2 separate regions of the Homo sapiens genome follow, and region 2 is linked to region 1. The links are chromatin loops, found by intact Hi-C in ENCODE. Cell type or tissue: PC-3. All regions are shown on one strand. Each heading gives the region's core, and the rest is flanking DNA. Links, peaks and the distances in the headings are about the cores only.

Region 1 (5,376 bases), core at 288-5,287:
TCTACTCCAAGACTTCTCTGAAATGATGTCTATGAACTTGACATTAACATATACACTTCAAAGACAATAGTTTATTTGATTTGCACTTTATCCTTGGTCTCAATATCCCCATAGGATACACAGCATAGTGTAGTTACTAAAACAATCATCTAAGTAAGGGGGTGGGGGAGGAGAGAGAGTGCAGAGAACAGGAAAAAGTGACCACTTTTTCCGAAAAAATTCCCATTCCTAATTCCTAAATCTTGAGATTTCTATACCAAAGAAATACCATTTATTGACTTGACATACCTTTATTGACTCGAAATACTATGCTAAGATTCAACATTACTCCCAAAGATATTCATAAGTAAGAGGAGCACTGACTCAAGTGAGCAAATCTCAGTTCCCATCCTGGCTCCACCTCCTGTAGGTTACTTAACTATTCTGTTCTTTAAGTCTCCTCATCTACAAGTAACAGAGCCTTCCCGACAAGGATGCTATGATGATGAAATAAGATACTTTCAATTACTTGGCCACGTACCTGGAGCAACCACCCAGTATTATTTGCACTTTTATTACACTGGAAACAAAAAGGAAACATAGAAGGAATGAATTTCCATGGCTTTTTAATGCACCTAGTTTGCAATTAGCTACAATTGCCATAAACCACCACCTAAGTTTAGTACTTTAATCTTTTCCCTGTTATGTCTAGACTTACTTTTAATATTTCATGATGTTGTTTATAATAAAAAGAAAACTGAATGCCAAAAACTCGGTTAAATTATTAAATATCCATACAATGGAATACTGTGCAACCCTAAGTGTGGCAGAGCTATATTTACTAACATAGAAAAGTGCTTGCTTCATTATTAAATGAAAAAAAGTTACAAAACAAAACACAGTATCATCTCAATTTTGCTTTAAAAAGTCATTGGTTAAGATTCTTTTGTCTTTTGTTTCTTGGCTTATGTAAAGTCTCCACCATAAACATGTATTACTTCTATAATAAAATGGAGAGAAACAAAAAGAAAACAATGGAAATTCTTAAAGAGCCAATAACTAAGTAAAACAAAATCACAGTAACATTCTTTTTTTTTTTTTAAGAGATGGAGTCTCGCTCTGTCACCCAGGCTGGAGAGCAGTGGCGTGATCTAAGCTCACTGCAAGCTCCACCTCCCGGGTTCACGCCATTCTCCTGCCTCAGCCTCCCCAGTAGCTGGAACTACAGGCGTCCGCCACCACGCCCAGCTAGTTTTTTGTATTTTTAGTAGAGACAGGGTTTCACCATGTTAGCCAGGATGGTCTCCATCTCCTGACCTCGTGATCTGCCCACCTTGGCCTCCCAAAGTGCTGGGATTACAGGCATGAGCCACCACGCCCGGCCCATAGTAACATTCTTAAATTTAATATACAGAGCAAAACAATGATTCCTATCCCACTTGACCCCTACAAAATTCAAAAAGCTTCAATCTTTGACAATGTAAAGCAGGGAAAGACTGTCAAATTTAAGCAGTTCTTAGAGAAGCTCAGGGCTAAAGGAAAAAAAAACGAAAAACAAAAAAAGGAAGCAGTTCTACACAAACAGCACAACAGCCTATCTGATAAATCATCTTTCTCCAAAGAATACAAAGCCTTAAAAGCTATAATTAACTGATTAATCCTCATAACAACCTGGGCAGTAGAATTAGGGCTGAGATTATAATTTCTAATTTACCGGTGGGGATAAAGTCAGACTGTACATTCAGAATAAAAATTCAAGCCCCAAATATCCCAATTTTTAGTTCATTCAGTTAGTAAACTATAATCTGACAAATACAGATGGAGCTGCTACACCTGCTGTCACTCACACAAATTGAGATTCTGCAGTAAGCTTGTACAGATAAAAGAAAAGGCTACCTATTCAAGGTCATTTAGCTATAAAAGGTTGGGCTAGATAATCAATAGTTTCTCTCTCAGTTTCAAAGAAGTATTTTAGGGTCTGGAAGATGTTAAATGCACTCAGCAAGCAAATACATTTCGGAAAAACTTCCCAGATGGAGACTCACAACGTATTGCATCATACTGAATATGCAAATGTTTACCTTTACCAAACTTTTTTAACAAGCACCTTTTTCCATTACATCTATTAATATCAAGCAGAAACATCATTGTGAGAAATACAAGTTGGGATAAAGTTCAAATATGTGACCTCTAGGGTCCCTTCCTATGTTAATTCTATTATTCTAAATTGCACCATCGGTCCAAGGACAAACTTCTACCTAACACAAGTGGCACTTGGGAAGCAAAAATATACTTCTAGGATAGAGTTTCTCAACCTAACCACTAACTGACATCTCACGATGAGTAATCTATCACAGGGGGCTATCCTGGCAGTAGCATGTTTAGCAACATCTCTGTTTTCCACCCACTAGATGCTAGTAGTGCCCTTCTGAAAATTATGACAATCAAAAATGTCTCCAGACATGTCAAATATGGGAGCTGGGGGGTTCAACATCACACCTCCCAACAGAGAACCATATCCTAAAGATTATACACACACATATATATACTCTTTCAAAAGCAAAACGTATCCAGCTGCTTCAAATACTGTAAGTCAGAACTAACTCCACACCCACAAATGAAAACCTCATTTATTCCCAGTCAATTTCCAAGACAAGACTCCAGATACACAAGAATAACCTGGAAGCATCCACCTTGCAAAAATATTTAGCTGCAGAGAACAAAGGGGAAGGAATAGGTCATCCAGGTGGCCAACAAGTATTACAACCACACTTGCACTGAAAGCAAAAGCAAAAATCAGATGGGGAAGAAAAGTTTGCCCATAATGTGGCTTCTACTAACCTCTTCCTTCACCATTACCTCATTTCTCTACACAAAGGACGGAAAGAAACAGCAGGAAGGATGATTAGGGAAGTGTCCATGAAGTTGCCGCAATTTTAGCTGAGACTTGAAAATTAGCTAAAATGTCATTATGCAAAAGGCTAGGACAAGAGAATGGTAATGTGGCATTCTAGTGAGAGGAAATGGCATAAGAAAAGGCAACGCTGTGTGGGAAAAGGCGACATTCTGAAGGTTAAAAGAAATGAACAATTTGGGCCGGGCGCAGTGACTCATGCCTATAATCCCAGGACTTTGGGAGGCTGAGGCGGGTAGATCACCTGAGATCAGGAGACCAGCCTGGCCAACATGGCGAAACCCCATCTCTACTAAAATTACCAAAAATTAGCCGGGTGTGGAGGCGCGCACCTGTACTCCCAGCTACTTGGAAGACTGAGACAGGATAATTGCTTGAACCCAGGAGGCAGAGGTTGCAGTGAGCTGAGATCGGGCCACTGCACTCCAGCTTGGGTAACAAGAGCGAGACTCCATCTTAAAAAAAAAAAAAAATTAACAATTTGCTTAAAACACAAAGCATATTTTAATAGAGGAAATAGTAGAATGAAGGTGGAAAGGCAGTTTGAAGCCAGATCCTTAACGGACAGCCTTTAATAGCCTTAATTCAGACTTAAAGACAGTAGAGGGGCCAGGCACAGTGGCTCACGCCTGCAATCCCCGCACTTTGGGAGGCTGAGGCGGGTGGATCACCTGAGGTCAGGAGTTTGAAACCAGCCTGGCCAACGTGGTGAAAACCCGCCTCTAATAAAAATACAAAAAAATCAGCTGGGTGTGGTGGCGGGCACCTGTAATCCCAGCTGCTCGGGAAGCTGTGGTAGGAGAATCGCTGAAACCTGAGCGGCAGAGGTTGCAGTGAGCCGAGATCGCACCATTGCACTCCAGCCTGGGTGACAAAAGTGAGACTCCATCTCAAAAAAAGAAATAAATAATAAAAATAAAAATAAAAAATTTAGCCGGGCATGATGGCAGGTGCCTGTAGTCCCAGCTACTAGGGAGGCTGAGGCATGAGAATCACTTGAACCCAGGAGGCAGAGGCTGCAATGAGCTAAGATTGAGCCACTGCATTTCAGCCAGGGCGACAAAGAGAGGCTCTGTCTCAAAAACAAAAACAAACAAACAAAGACAGCAGAGGCCAGGTGCAGCGGCTCAGACATGTAATCCCAGCACTCTGGGAGGCCAAGGCAAAAGGATTGCTTGAGGCCAGGAGTTTGAGACCAGCCTGGTCAACATAGCGAGATCGAGTCTCTGAAAAATAAAAAGTATATACATATATATATACACACACATATATATGTATATGTATATATAAAATAATGACAGCAGAGTATCATTAAACACTTTTTAAATGGGAGTGAAACATCAGACTGTGCTTTAGAGAGATCAGTTGGGTAGGATGGATTGAAAGTAAGTAAAAAGGCATCTATAGATGGCAAAGACCAATAAAAAAGCTACCACAATAATCCAGATAGGATGCAATGAGAACTTCAACCAGAAAATAATAGTCAAAGTCTCTACCAAAGCTTAAATCCAGAAATGTGAAGGGGCCAGTCTAACAAAAAGGCCAAATATATGACAAACAAAAACATGATGGCTTATAAAGAATGGAAAGAAAGCTCTCTTTTCCTTCATAATTTCATCTCCTTTGTGACGAAATCCTTCTTTTCTCACGAAGCTTTTCAGGTTTGGTATGTCCTCTCTATACTTCTAACACTATCAGTCTAGCCCAGGTCCTCATCAGCTCCTGTCTAGATTATCACAACAGCTTCCTGACTAGTGCCTCAGTGCCCCAAACTATCCTTTACCTTTTTATCATCTCACTTTCCTACTCTGAACAAGTTCCTCACACTTTTTTTTTTTTTGAGACAAAGTCTCGCTCTTGTCCCCCAGGCTGGAGTGCGATGGCGCGATCTCCGCTCACTGCAACCTCCGCCTCCCAGGTTCAAACGATTCTCCTACCACAACCTCCCGAGCAGCTGGGATTACCGGTGCCTGCCACCACAGCCAGCTAATTTTTTTGTAATTTTAGTAGAGATGGGGTTTCACCACGTTGGCCAGGCTGGTTTCGAACTCCTGACCTCAGGTGATCGACCCGCCTCGGCCTCCCAAAGTGCTGGAATTACAGGCATGAGCCACCACACCCAGCCCCTCACACCTTTTTAATGAGTTCAAATTCTTCAAGATGAAACTTAACGTCAGGGCAAGCACATCAATTGATACGGACCCAGAACTCCCCACAGATTCCCAACTCCGTATCTTTGCCTATGTTGCTACCTCTACCTGGAAGGTCCTTCTTCTACTTTTTTTTTTTGTCCCCAAACTTACTAATTTTTCAATACATAGCATCTCCACAAAAACTTCTTAGACTCTTCCAATTCATATCACTTTCTTCCTGCTTGAATTGTATAATGCACTTAAAGTCACTGTCATTCAGTTCAAATTATCTGAATTTTCCCTAATTGTTAACTAATTCTATTTCCAAGACAAGCAAAATTCCTTAACAGC
Region 2 (5,376 bases), core at 134-5,133, 73 kb before region 1:
AAAGTTTTTCCTTGTGCATCGTACCTCACAATTCACTCTTTGTCCTCTTCAAGCTTAGTTGGATCCTCTTATTTTGTTATTTGTATGTGCTATTATTTCCAAGTCATGTCATATATATAACTGGTCTCCAACTAGATTATCCATGCCTCCTTATGGGAACTACCATGTGTTTTAACTGTAAGACAATTTTTAATGATGTCTGTGCACATGTAGTTTACAAGTAAATTTGCAAAAAATATAAACAATATGAGAGAGTTTTAGCTGATGCCTTATCCTGTTTAATTCTCAAATGTTTATATTTTAAAAACACTTAACTGAAGTATTCTAATGGAGGAAAAAATGGCATGACAAAGAAGTATGGAAATGGCTTACAGTTCTTGACTGGCTGTAGGACTGAACATGGAATTTGAGCATGAAGATTTTGAGCAAAATACTAGGCTACTTACTGTGTCTTTTTTCTTTTTTTTTTAGACAAAGTTTTGTTCTTATCGCCTAGGCTGGAGTGCAATGGTGCGATCTCGGCTCACTGCAACCTCTGCTTCCCAGGTTCAAGCGAATCTCCTGCCTCAGCCTCCCAAGTAGCTGGGATTACAGGTGCCCGTCACCACGCCTCGCTAATTTTTTGTATTTTTAGTAGAAACAAGGTTTCACTTGGACAGGCTGGTCTCAAACTCCTGACCTCAGGTGATCCACCCACCTCGGCTTCCCAAAGTGCTGGAATTACAGGCGTGAGCAACCGCACATGGCCTACTGTGTCTTCTTTAGAGAATAAGACTGTTATGTTTCAAGAATAAAGCAAATGACAAATAGTGAAAGGCTCTCAGTTATTCAAAGTACTGCCATTCCAGAGCAGCTCCTCCAGAGTGAATTAATTTTCTGTCTACTTTTCTTCCTTTCAAAAGTTAAACTGAGGTTAGAATGTTCAAATTCTGTATGTGATACTAATTTCTCTTTCAAAGAGATTGCTTGAGGCCGAGCATGGTGGCTCAGGCCTGTAATCCCAGCACTTTGGGAGGCTGAGGCGGGCAGATGACTTGAGGTCAGGAGTTCAAGACCAGCCTGACCAACATGGTGAAACCCCGTCTCTACTAAAAATACGAAAATTAGTAGGGAATGTGGTGGGTGCCTGTAATTCCAGCTACTTGGGAGGCTGAGGCAGAAGAATTACTTGAACCCTAGAGACAGACGCTGCAGTGAGTGAGATCACGCCATTGCACTCCAGACCAGGTGACAAGAGTGAAACCCTGTCTCAAAAAAACAAAAACAAAAAACCCCAAAATGATCACTCGAGCTCAGGACTTCGAGACCAGCCTGGGCAACAGGTGAAACCCCATGTCTCTACAAAAAAATACAAAAATTAGCCGGGAATGGTGGTGCAAGCCTAAGGTCCCAGCTACTCAGTAGGCTGAGGAGGGAGGATCGCTTGAGCCTGGGAGGTCAAGGCTGCAGTGAGTCGAGACTGCGCCACTGTACTCCAGCCTGGGCAGCACAGCAAGACCTTCACACACACACACACACACACACACACAGAGCAAGGCCTTGACACACACACACACACACACACACACACACACACACACACACCCCCCCAGAAGGGTGAAGGAGCAGAAAAGTACAGTGTATTGAGGCAGGGTCCCCCTTTCATCCCTACTACCCCAGTCCCACATATTCCACAGGGAGAACTTGCCTCCGGCTATCTCTAGAAGAATGAGAGAATTTTAATACTAAATCCAACAGAAAAACATCTTCTTTCTCACTTTGAAAATACGGTTTATTGGAAAAGAGTATGGTGTCTGGAGTCAGTGAACACTGAGTTCCAAATCCTGGCCCCACCACTTAGCTAGCTATTATCATTGAGCCCCCAGTCAGCTACTGAGAAATCAAACAAGTTCCAACGCACAATCTCCAGGAATAATGCTCCAACTTTAGTAAGTCTAAGAATTGCCTGAGAGAGTTAAGTCTCACGTACCTTTATGAAGAAAAAGCCTCTTAGTTATTATGTAAGATATCTATGAGACCATACTTTTTTTGTTTTGTTTTGTTTTTGAGATGGAGTCTCGCTCTTTCGCCCAGGCTGGAGTACAGTGGTGCGATCTCGGCTCACTGCAACCTCTGCCTCACGGGTTCAAGCAATTCTCCTGCCTCAGCCTCCCGAGTAGCTGGGATTACAGGCGTCCACCACCACACCTGGCTAATTTTTGTATTTTTAGTAGAGACGGGGTTTCACCATGTTGGCCAGGCTGGTCTCAAACTCCTGACCTCAGGTGATCTACCCACCTCGGTCTCCCAAAGTGCTGGGAATACAGGTGTGAGCCAATGCGCCCAGCTGAGACCATATTTTCAGAAATAGTCCTTAAAGACACTGAGGTTTAGCAACAGAACCCATCTTCAAGAAAATGAGTTGAACCAAAAATTAATTTGTTAATAAACTTACCAGTTCTTAAAAATAAATGTGGTAAAAAGGAACAAAACAAACAAAAAAGTGAATAAATAGAAGAAACCCTGGTACAGGCAAGGTGGTGTAGACTCTATTCTTTCTCCCAGCTCATCCCTGTTCTAAGCACAATTATAAATCCTGCAAATAACACAAGAGGCAATCAAAGGAAAACTCTGAAAGATAGAAAAGGGAAGGCAAACTAGTTAAAGGCCCCAGGACTAAAGGAACAACACAGTGACAAAAGCATCTAATAAACACTATCCAACCGAAAGAAGGTAACCCAAGTTTGGCATTTCCTGGCTTCCAAGAGAGCAACAAAGAGCATCTCAGACAGGCTCATTCCCTGCCTCCATATAAGGGAAGTATTTCCTTCAATACCAGGGAAGCACTGCAGCAACAGCAAGGGGGATGGATCAGGAGGTCTGCTAATAATAGGAAGCCAGAGGAAACGTTATTGCCCCATTTCTCTATTTCTTTTTACGGCAAATACTCATTATTCTAATTTGTCTCTTCTCACTGTTTCTTTAACACAGGGTTTCAACCCACTATTGCACCAAAGCTGCTGGTCAAGGTCACCAATGACCTCCACTGTACTAAATCCAATTTCCACATTTCAGTCCTTACCACCCTTGATCCATCACCAGTATCCAACAAAGGTGAGTACTCCCTCCTTCAAATACTTTCTCCACTTCTCTTTCAAGACATACTAACCTGGCTTTTCTATTGTCTTTTTGAATTCCTTGTAAGACTGCATATGCGAAATCACTAAATCTTCTTTCCTATACTTCCTTTCTAGGTGATCTTACCCAAACTCATGGCTTTAAGTATCCAACTATGTTTCTGACTCCCAAATTCCTACCTCGAGCTGAAATCGCTCCCCTCAACTCCAGATTCCTGTTTCTACCTGCCTACTCAACACTTCTATTTGAATGTCTAAAAAGTGTCTCAAACTTTACATGATCAAAATGAAGTTGATACTTTCCCCTCCCCAACTCCTATATGCCATCCCAAACCTGCTTCAACTAGATGGATCTGTTCAGGTCAAAAACCTCCATGTAATCCTTAATTTCAACCCCCCACCACCTCTATCTCTCTCATAAACACACTCAATTGGCAAATCTTATTGGCACTGTCTTCAAATATATCCAGTATTCAGCCACTTCTTGCCACTTCATTGTTAGTACTTTGGTTGAATCTTTCTAGATGAGTCCAAGAGCCTCTAAATGGGCTTCTAGCTCTCACCCTTGACCACTTTCAGGATATTATCATGAACATAGCAGCCAGCCTAATATTGTATAAAAGGATAAGTTCGATCATGTCACTCCTCTACCCAAAACCTAGCCTAGTTGTTTACCATCTCTAAAAACCCAAGTCCTGACAACGACCCTGTAAGGCCTCAAACAGAGAGCCTCTATCACCCAATCCCTGCTACCTCTCTGGCCTCATCTCCTGTTCTCCTCCTGGCTCATTCCATTCCAGTCACTGCTGTTTGCTGAACATGTTAGGCAAGCTGTCACCCACAGGACCTTTTATTTGCTATTCCTAAAGCAGATATCCTCACTTTCTTCAGGTCATTTCCTTACATGACACTTTATTAAGGCTTTCCCTTAACTGTCCTATAAAATTGCAACCCCTCTCCAAATACCCCCTACACACCTTTCTTTCCCGCTTCCTGGCTTTATTAATAGAACCTTCATGAAAATTATTTTTAATTATCTATCTTTCTTACTGTCTGTTTCCCCCACTAGAATCATATCCGGAAAACAGAGATTTTTGTCTTGTTCACCATAATATCTCTGGGTGCTTGGAACAATGCCTAGCAAATGGCAGGTACTCAAATATTTGTTCAAAGGGAAGGAAGGAAGCAGGAAGAGAGAGGGAATGAGGGTAACAGGCTGGAACTATGATCCTAACTTTTCCTTACAAAAGATTAAAACCAAAGTAATTCCAGACTGAAGCTAACCCCTTTTCTCATCTGGTGCCAACAGACCTCATAAAACTAACTCTGGCCTCCTCATAAAACTAACTCTGGCCTCTAATGCTGAAAGCGAGTCAAGCAATTATAGTCCACACTCTTAGTCCAAGTATACACAAACCAGGGAAAATAAAGCTATATTACAAAGTGAAAACTACTAACAAGATATTTGAGAGCTCTTCTTTTTTTGGAGATAGGATCTTGCACTGTCACCCGGGCTGAAGGGCAGTGATGCAATCATAGCTCACTATAGCCTCAATCACCTGAGCTCAAGCAACCACTCTCACCTCAGTCTCTGCAGTAGCTGGGACCTCAGATGTGCACCACCACGCCCAGCTAATTTTATTTTTTCATAGAAATGGAGCCTCACGATGTTGCCCAGGCTGGTCTCAAACTCCTAGGCTCAGGTGATTCTCCTGCCTCAGCCTTCCAAAATGTTGGGATTACAGGTGTGAGCCACTGCACCCAGTCTAATCCCAACCATACACAACTTGAATGGAAACTTGCTGAGGGTACTATAGATGTTCCAGAGTAAAAACGTTTCCGCTTTTACACATGGTAAAATACAAAATTCTCACATCTCAATTTCTATGCTTTTGCAAACCACTTACTAACAGAATCGTGAATTATATGATACGTGTAAGATAGTTAAGTTTTATTGGCAGATTTCGATTCTGCCACATCAAATTGAAAAATATTCTGTCATGTTCATCATTATATATTATATAAATTTGCCTCCCTCAAAAACCACACCCCCACCAAAAAAAAACCCTTAAGAAATAATTTTTAATGACATAGACCTCAAAGGTTGAGCTAGTTTTCAGTTAAAGAATGACTGAGGGCACAAAGGTGGACATTTTTACCATCCTAAAAATTGGAAGATATCACTCCCAGGGTGGCTGTGTGATTTCAATGACATAACATTTTTAAAGTCTAGCATTCCATTATAAGTGCTCAGTAAATG

The links. Hi-C counts contacts between places; a loop is a spot of excess contacts. Peaks named below come from ENCODE experiments on the same cell type or tissue, not always from the same donor. Only the 100,000 strongest peaks of a DNase experiment are listed, where the experiment ranks them.
Region 2: it touches region 1 in a loop (2.6-fold over the local background); 19 of 110 quality-filtered maps call a loop at or near these places.

The regions. Positions count from the first base shown.
Region 1 is chr17:46,176,714-46,182,089 of GRCh38, forward strand. The region is part of intron 1 of KANSL1 (KAT8 regulatory NSL complex subunit 1); the gene reads right to left. Among named protein-coding and RNA genes, the nearest start is that of KANSL1, 14 kb to the right of the region's middle. In PC-3, for the core only: no CTCF peak of the experiment used is centred there; a DNase peak (open chromatin) is centred at 2,308; H3K27ac peaks cover 1,130 bases.
Region 2 is chr17:46,104,365-46,109,740 of GRCh38, forward strand. The region is part of intron 2 of KANSL1 (KAT8 regulatory NSL complex subunit 1); the gene reads right to left. Among named protein-coding and RNA genes, the nearest start is that of KANSL1, 86 kb to the right of the region's middle. In PC-3, for the core only: no CTCF peak of the experiment used is centred there; no DNase peak of the experiment used is centred there; H3K4me3 peaks cover 604 bases; H3K27ac peaks cover 1,312 bases.